Linked DNA regions of Mus musculus: all the other regions are linked to region 2. A link is a contact called in ENCODE Hi-C data. All regions are on one chromosome and are shown on one strand. Each heading gives the region's core, a stretch centred on a gene start or an enhancer-like site at or near the end of the contact. The rest is flanking DNA. Distances are from core to core; before and after follow the strand shown.

Region 1 (2,796 bases), core at 79-2,578, 1.2 Mb before region 2:
ATCTCACCAGAGAATTGGGGTTTTATAAATGCATGTGGATGTTTGCCTGCACGTATGTCTGTGTACCATGCGGGTTTCTCATGCCCTCAGATGCCGGAAGACAGCATTGAGTGCCCTGTGAACGAGCTGTCATGTGGGTGTTTTGAACCAAACCTGAGTCCTTTGCAAGAGCAGCCAGTGTGCTTAACCCCCCAAGCTATCCCTCCAGATCATGTTTTTGGATGTCAATTCAAAGTGACAAAGACTTATTGTGTGTGCCTGTATTTATGATTTAGAGGGGGAGGGCATATGCCACGGTGCATTGGTGGAGGTCAGAAGGCAACTTTGTTAGCTTTCTTCCCATCTACCGGGAGCTCCGGGCAATGAACTCAGTCTGCAGGTTTACTCAGCAAGCGCCTTTACCGGCAGAACCATCTCACTGGCTGGTCCTAGATTTAGTATTTCCGTGTTTGGGTATCTCAGACCATATTTTTAAAAAAGACAATTACATGAAAATTCAACAACTGCAATTAAAGCAAAGTTAAAAGGCAAGTACAATATTGAGAAAAACATTATACAAAAATCGGGTCAAGGAAACTTGACAAAGATACGACGTAGGAGTATTTAGGAACATTAACAGAGTCAGCAACCAGCGTACAGGAGGTAGGGCATTTACAGAGATAGATAACAACCAGGGTTTGGGTAAATCTGTATTTTCTTTTCCCTTTTAATTTGTTTTTGAAGGCAATGGGTCGCTCGATAGCGTAGGCTGCAGGGAACTCGAAATCCTCCTGCCTCAGTCTTAGAAAGAGCTGAAATAACAAGTGTGCGCCACGCCCAGCCATTGATTTTTTTTTTAAACCGTGATTACATGTTACCTTTGCAATTAAAATGTTATAAATTCCAACAAGGTGATTAGCTCCAAGGTACCTCCCACGGTATTCTGTGGGAGGCACAAATGGATGTTTCACTAAGGGGAGGAACTGGGGTTTTCTGCTTCTTTAAAGCCACGGGTGAGTTCTTAAGTGGATACTGCAGGCGTGGGAGGGGTTCCATTCAGGCCCCGCGCGCTTCCGGGCTGCACACTCCTCCCTAATCTCAATCCAATGCCAACTTCCTAGCTCAGCCCTTCCGGCTATTGCGACTGACTCGCAGGAATTCTTTCCTGGCGCCCGTATCAGCTCGACTTCCGCACCCGCACGTCCCGAGCAGCTCGCGAATGCCCCGCCCAGCCCGGCCTGGTCACGCCCCCTATCCTGGGCTCCGACCCCGCCGTCCAGCTGCCTGTGTTGTCATCACATGGTCCGGGAGGGCCCTGACGTCACGAAGGGAGGGACTGCGCAGACGCAGAAAAGGGGGCGGGGGAACTCGACTTGTTGTGTTGCTGCTCGAGAGCCGGATACTGTCGTCCTGCGGCCGTGCCGCTTCCAGTCTCCAGACCATGTCTCACTTAGTCGAGCCGCCGCCGCCCTTGCACAACAACAACAACAACTGCGAGGAAGGGGAGCAGCCCCTGCCGCCGCCCGCTGGCCTCAACAGTGAGCACGGGGCCGCCGGGCTCAGCGGAGGGATGGGGGAGGAGGAGCCGCTCGGCCGCCGCCGTGCGGGCGGGGGGGGGGGGTTGGTGGTGGTGGTGGGGGAGTGGGCGGGAGCAGACGACAGCTCATTGGTTGGGACCGAGATTGTGCGTATGACTGACAGCGGCGCGCTCCGGTTAGGAGCAGGCGCTCGGCGCTGGCTCGCGGCCTGCGCCTTGGGCGCCGAGGTTTAGGGTCGCGGTGGGCGTCGGGAGCCGGAGGCGCACGCAACTCGGGGTGGCAAGCGGAGGCTGGCCAGCGGAGGGGGAGCATGGGACGTGCGGCGGGGACACCGGGGGATGGACGCGACCGGTCGGGCGTGGCGGGTGGACGTGCGGCCGCGCAGGTGTGCTTGCGGAGCTCGCCTCCTACCACACGCCGGTCCAGGGGGTCATCGGAGTTTCGTGCAGGGTGCTTGCTCCGCCCCTGACATTTATCTTTTTTTTTTTTTTTAGTCTGAAAATTCCCAAGTTTCTCAAGTGAGTTTTTTGTTGCTGTTAACCTTGAATTCATATTTTACTGCTTTTTCTTTTCTTTTTCTTTCTTTTTTTTTTTTTTTGAGAGAGCTTCTCATGTAGCCCAGGCTGGCCTCACTCGTTGTGTTGCTGAGTGACCTGATCCCTCCTACTTTCCACTTTCCCAAGTTCTTGGGTGACAGGCGGCAGCCACCATACTAGTAACTTTTCAAGTGCTGTTTCTTATGTTAAATGGATTGGGTGCCCAGCACATGCCCTAGGATCACGTCCATTTCAGCCAAATCTGCAGTGAACTTCAGGAAATACAGTAAACAACACAACAGACGCAGGCCACAGGTACTAGCAATTGAAAGTTGATGGTCAGGATCCAGTTGCAGTCAAACAGACATCTTGTCCCCAGAGTGTCCGCTGTTGTTGTGAGATCGCCGGACCTTCTTGCCCAACCTTTCTGTTTGGATTTCATGTCTTAATGAAAGAGGTAGTGGGTGGTGGTAGTTGTCACAGGGCCAGATGAAGTTCTTTAAAAGCCATTTGTATGCTTAAAGGTCAGGCAGTGTCTTTCATAAGAGGGATGGCTTCCAGGGTGGCCAGAACGGTTTAGGGAAGAGCTGTTACTGAGTCTAGAGGATAGTGGCAGGAGCGTTTGGGTATTTTAGCCAGGTGTGGTGCCACTTGCCTGTCATTCAAGCACTAGGGAAGTGTAGTAAGCGTGGTCCCCAGAATAAAACTTTGTGTCAGAAAACAACAAAACCAAAAAATAAGGA
Region 2 (2,700 bases), core at 19-2,518:
CCAAGAATCACGAATAGAACACAACACCTTGATGTAACAACACGGGTATTTTAATGGCGGAGCTCCGGTATCTCACACAGGAGACAGTGGCTTGGAAGCTAGGGGTTTTTATAGAAAAGGAGTGGGACTGGGGGAGGAATTGGCGCAGTTTCACATGATTGGTCCATTTAAACATCAGCAGCCTGTTAACATTTAACTTAAGTCAGAGGGGTGGGAGATAGGGAGGCGATGGGCCTGCCCAGGCATGTCCTGGTCTGTTCTGCTATGTTCTCAGCCCCAGGTTTCAAAGCTCACAAACAACTCTTTGGGCTATTTGACATACATTACGTGACTCACAGGTCTCAAGTTTTATTTCCTTTCAACATTTGTCTGAGACTTCTAGACACTAATAACTCCTTAAAAGCCTGTGAGTGTTTTAAGAACATTTCTGCTTGCCAAAAGACACTTGATTGGAGTTGGAGTGCCACAGGCCTTCCCTGTAAATAGTGATTGTGTTCAGGCCTTCGTTTTCATTTTCTGTAAATGAGGAATGATAATACAAACTTCATAGGTTGTGTAAGGAGTACGTGAAATAAAACATGTAAAGGATCCAGCTCAAGAGATTGGGCTCAGCTATTAAGAACACAGACTACTCTTGCAGAGGACCTGAGGTCAATTCCTTGTATCCACATTTGGTGACCTATAACTGTCTAAACTTGATCCAGGGAATTCAACTCCTCTGACCTATGCTGGTATCTCCATTCACATACACATACTCACTTGCAGGCATGCACATAGTCAAAAAATAAATAAAATCTTTAAAAATATATAAAGTAACCAAATTTAGCAAACATTCACACCATAATTTGAATAATAAAATAGTAAAATGGAAACTGAAAATCTCACTTTTTTTTCTAAAACGCAAAACCAACAATAGGGCTTCAAATATGAAAAATAAGAGCCTCCAGTATCTTGGGGATGTCACTTTTCGTTAGCTGTTTGCACCAAACTGCCTCAGAATTTAACTTCCAATTCAGCTGAGCCATAAACTACAATTCCCAGAATGCACTGTTACGGGCGTCGGTCTGAAGCCTGAAGTTATTGCAGGATTTCAGGAGGTGTGCCTTCCTTCTTCCCCAACTCCTCCCCCCAACTCCCTCCCCCTGACCAGCTTTGCCTCTCAAGGGCGGGAGAATCTCGGAGACCTCCTCGCCGGAGGGCGGGGCAATGACTAGCGAGAAGCCAATCGCGGCGCAGGCTCTAGGAAGCGCCTGAGCAGTGACGAATCAGTACGCAGCAGCGTTGGTCTCAAGTAGCGCGCGTGAATTTGAACACACTGGCGGAGCGCCGGGTTCCTGTGAGCAAGGTCGTAAGCTTGCTGAGGTGCAGAGGGGTCATTTCGTGCGGTACCCCCGCAGGCGTGGACGCCGGTCCAGAAGGAGACTGAGGAACGAAGGTAACGTCAAGGGGCAAGGGCCTTGAACGTAGCCCGCTGCCTGCTCCTCCCGCGGGGCTCCCGCTCTGGGTGCCAGCGTCTCTCACGCAGGCAAGGAGAGGGCTTCCCTGTTGCCCCGTAGACGCTCGGGTTGGCTTAGAGGTCGCGCTTGTGGAGTTCTGTGGGACTGACATACCCTTTCCGAAGGAAGGGGAAAGGAAGGAAAGAACATTCTAGAATTATCTCCCTAAGGGACGCGGCTTGACTTTAGCAAGCTGCCTAGTGAGGTGAGGGAGCCCCGCCGGGACCCGTGGGGAGGACTTGTCCCACCCATATTACCTCGCTCAGACCTCCAGGAAGGGTGTGAGCAATCTCTGCCTTCCCTGAACGTGCAGGCTGTGAAGATGACTGGCTGGTCAGTCAGAAAGTGTGCTAAGTGGAATATGGAGGAGCCATGGAAGGAGGCTAGTGCCAAAGGCCTACCAGGAGTGCCAAAACTTGATGTGACTGGTTTAATTAAAGGGAAGTGTACCCCAATTAGGGTTCCACCCGGCCTCGTTAGTAGGATCACCTTTCATCACTCTCATCTACTGTAGCGCAGTATTTCCCCAACCCACCCTCCTTCCCTTTTATCACTGTTTACTTCTCTAATACATAGCTTACTGCTTTGCTTTTTTTTTTTTGAGACCCCCTGTACCCCAGGCTTGCCTCAAACTCAGGGTCCCTTTGCCTATGCCTCCCATTTTGCACCGTCACACCTGACTAGGTTTTGTTTGTCTTTCTGTGGTTGGTTCGTTGTTGTTTTTCTTAATCTGTTTCTTGGAACCAAGCCTGGTGACTTAGCTTGTGATTCCAGTTCTGGAAAGCTCAAGAGTTCAAGTTTATCCTTGGCGACAGAGTGAATGAGTTTGAATTTGAGGCTAAGCTCTGCTATGTGAAGCACTATCTCAAAAAGCAATGTTCCCTTGGGTATTTATTTGCAGTCACTTATTTAGAATCAAGATTTATAAACAATTTTGACATGGTGCGTTTTCTATCCTTTTGGTGACTTTATTATAACTGACATATTTGCTGCCTTTAGGAATTTAACTAAGATGATGGCAACTTGTACTCCAAGAAAGAGGAAGCGATATACACTGAATGCTGATAATGATGATAGGTAAGTCTTAACCTGTATGTATGAACTCTTTTAAATATGAAAAAATCCAGTCTTGCCAGTGTCTATTACAGAAAATTTATCATAGGGTATTTTAGTAGCTAATCGGGAAAAATACATGGAGAATATT
Region 3 (2,819 bases), core at 256-2,755, 1.9 Mb before region 2:
CGCACCACTTTAATGCCCTTGAATAGTTAGTTCTGCTATGTATACGCGGGGCAATCAGAGTATTCTGGTCAATTACAGAGTGGAGCCAATGTACCTTGAACTGAAACTTTAAAAGGGTTCATTACTTTTGAGACTTTAATCAGGCTTAGGTATGTGTGGGGCAGTCATTTAACCACACATTACTAGTCCGCCAGAAACAGCCAACATTTTCCAAAGAATAACTTTCAAGGGTGGGGCAAGAGGCAGCTGCAACATCGGAAAAATATTTAGCACCACGCCCTCCACAGAGGCCTAAATGCAGCTAAGGCTACTGTCAAATCAAGTCATTCCGAAGGTCTGCTGTCACTGTCCTCTAAGGAATCAAAAACAAGGCGGCACAGTAAAACATGTATAAAAGTTTGCACGGTGGCGGGGCAAGGGGCCCGGGGCACCTTGAGAGAGAAGGAAAGTGGTTCAGACCAGGTCCACATTCTGAGGATGTCACTCGACTGTCCCCTGGAGTTTTCTTCTCCCGACCTGGCCAGGGTCACCCGCCTCCATGATCACTGCCTCCTCCCCGGGCAGAGCATTACTCAGCACCGATAAGGACAGGAAGGCGCAGCGGGAAGGTGGGAGGGGACCTCGGCCAGCTGCTCAGGTGACAGTGGCGCCTCGGAGCCCCGCCGGCAGAGCAGCCCCGGGCTGTCGGAGGCTGCGGGGGTCCCCGGGTCGCGCCCCCGCTACCGCTTACCTTGCCGTTGCTCGGGCTGCCGTTCAAGAACAGCGTGACCCGCCGCATCGCGCCGCCCGCGCCGGGTCCTGAGGGAGCCGCCACCCTCGCTCCCGGCCCGCCACCCGCCGCGCTCCGCGCCCGCGAGACCCCTCCCGCCTCCCACCCGGACTCTCCGCCCTTCGCCACCTTCCTGGTCGGCCCCACACTCCTCACGCACGCACCCTCAGTCCCACACCCCGGGGTTGGCCGATCCTCCTTCCCACCCCGCCCCTAGGCTCCTCAGCCTGCTAGCGGCCCTTCCCCCCAACCGCGCCCAGACCGACGCTGAGCTGCGCCAATCAACACGCTGTACCGGCCAGTATTTAGCCAATCAGAGTCCGGCTGGGGGGTGGGCTCAGAGTAACACTAGACGGCGGTGGAAGGAAAGAGAGGCTGAGGGCTGGTTGACGGAATGGAGTATCAGCGAATCAGAGAAGAACCTACTGGGCAAAGGGCCGCTCTAAGCGTTACTGAGCAGGCGCACGTTGGAGTGTAGGAGTGCTCATTTGCATAAAGAGACTGGGTCTAAGGAAGAGGCGGGACGCCGAAGTCCCATAGACCAATCAGCTCCTCGCTAGGCTTTTGCCCCTTCTACTGTACCCACCCACCGAGGTAACGGTTGGTATCGGGATTGGCTAATAGGGTAAACTAGCCATCCGGCGGTTCTGTCTCGATTGGTCTAGTGATTCATTTTCGAAGTTTCCAGCAGCCAATCCAAGGTTTGGGGTGGCATTTGAAGTGTTGCTCCGCGGAACTCACTGGTAGACCCCAGGACACCTTTTTGCTGCAGCTCTGTCTCGCCAGGGTCATTTAGGGCTGGCCGTGTTTTTTCCGGGATCCACGGAGGTCTCCCTGCGCCGTTCGAAAGCACGAGGGTGAGGCCCGGAGGGAGCGGTACCCACGTCACACGTGGTCCACGGCTCGTGGGTATCCCTCCGCGGGGGCGTGGCCGCGGTTTGAATTTGCTGGCGGGCAAGTGAAGCTTGACCGCTTCGGCCGGACGTGGTGTGTCTGGTGTGCAGCGGCCGGCAGGAGGCCAGCCCGGCTCCCTTCCCCGGCCTCTGGTGCTCTCTGAAACGGAGCCTCCGCGACGCTTGTCGTAGTCGTCCGAGGGAACGCGCAGGGTCCTGGGCGGGAGAGGTAGGCCTGCTATCCGGCCGGGGTTCAGGGATGCAAAGCCCTGATAAATCAGTTCGGTCCGCTTTGTTTAGTCAATAGTACCTCCCGCCGTTTCTTTAATCAGAACGCCCCAGCCTGTGGTCCCCTGGTATTGATTGCCTTAGAGTTCTGTCACATTGTTTTTGGCTTATAGTGAGGTTATTTTTCACATTTTTTTCTCTAACTTCCTCATCTTTTAGATGGATGCGAGTTCACACGACAAGCCTCTCTCTGAATCCAAGGAGTGTGTCCTTAATAATTCTGGTATGTGGTGACCTGTTGCCCTCGTTAGATGGAAGATTTGAGTGTTTTGATGTATTAACACCCCCAATGTGCTGTCCGTTTTCAGAAAATGACGTTTTTAGATTGGGAACTGAACCGTTTGTGACTCCTCAGAAGCATGTAGCAGATGCGACTCCTAATCTTTGCACCCCTGATACCTTTAAGTCACCTTTGGACTTCACCACAGTAACCGTAGAGCAGTTGGGAATTACACCTGAAAGCTTTGTTAAGACCTCTTCCGGTAAGAGAAGTTCTTGGATTGCATAGTTTTTTTTTTCAAATTTAACAGTAACTGTAGTAGGCCCCAATTATACATGTCTGTACTGCCTGACACTCCTTCTGTGTGTATTTATGCTGACCCTGCAGACTTGCTTGTTCGGCACAGCTCAGCAAATAGAGCAATGTTTCTGAATCAGTTGTGCTTTGTGTGCACCCTAGAAAACAGTGTGTATGAAAATCAGAGGGCATTGAAAGGTAGTTGAGAACCGGTAAAAGTGACAAGGCCGTGTGCCTCATTCAAAAATCCCAAACAGAAAATTGACCCAGATAATGATTTTCTTTAGCTTCAGGAATGAAATTCCCAATGGAGAAGTAAATCTAGGGCTAGGGTTCTTTTGGGTTGTAGAAT

Evidence for each region. A loop is a pair of places that touch in the nucleus more often than their neighbours do.
Region 1: a loop to region 2 is called in a map of gastrocnemius, with 5 times the contacts of the local background. The contact joins the promoter of Bnip3l here to the promoter of Esco2 in region 2. A Hi-C loop is called at or near these places in 2 of 37 maps with a recorded cell type or tissue (gastrocnemius and v-Abl transformed pro-B cells).
Region 3: a map of T-helper 2 cell shows a loop between it and region 2 (5-fold over the local background). The contact joins the promoter of Cdca2 here to the promoter of Esco2 in region 2. A Hi-C loop is called at or near these places in 2 of 37 maps with a recorded cell type or tissue (T-helper 2 cell and v-Abl transformed pro-B cells).

What each region holds. Positions count from the first base shown.
Region 1 is chr14:67,007,409-67,010,204 of GRCm38, reverse strand. It overlaps Bnip3l (BCL2/adenovirus E1B interacting protein 3-like), which reads left to right and starts at 1,328. Exons shown (of 6, transcript NM_009761.3): 1 at 1,328-1,517. The coding sequence starts at 1,421.
Region 2 is chr14:65,832,537-65,835,236 of GRCm38, reverse strand. Esco2 (establishment of sister chromatid cohesion N-acetyltransferase 2) reads left to right here and starts at 1,268. Exons shown (of 11, transcript NM_028039.2): 1 at 1,268-1,435; 2 at 2,496-2,573. The coding sequence starts at 2,509.
Region 3 is chr14:67,714,296-67,717,114 of GRCm38, reverse strand. Cdca2 (cell division cycle associated 2) reads left to right here and starts at 1,505. Exons shown (of 15, transcript NM_001110162.1): 1 at 1,505-1,891; 2 at 2,110-2,173; 3 at 2,259-2,432. The coding sequence starts at 2,110. It overlaps Kctd9 (potassium channel tetramerisation domain containing 9), which reads right to left and starts at 1,017. Exons shown (of 12, transcript NM_001111028.1): 1 at 731-1,017. The coding sequence starts at 778.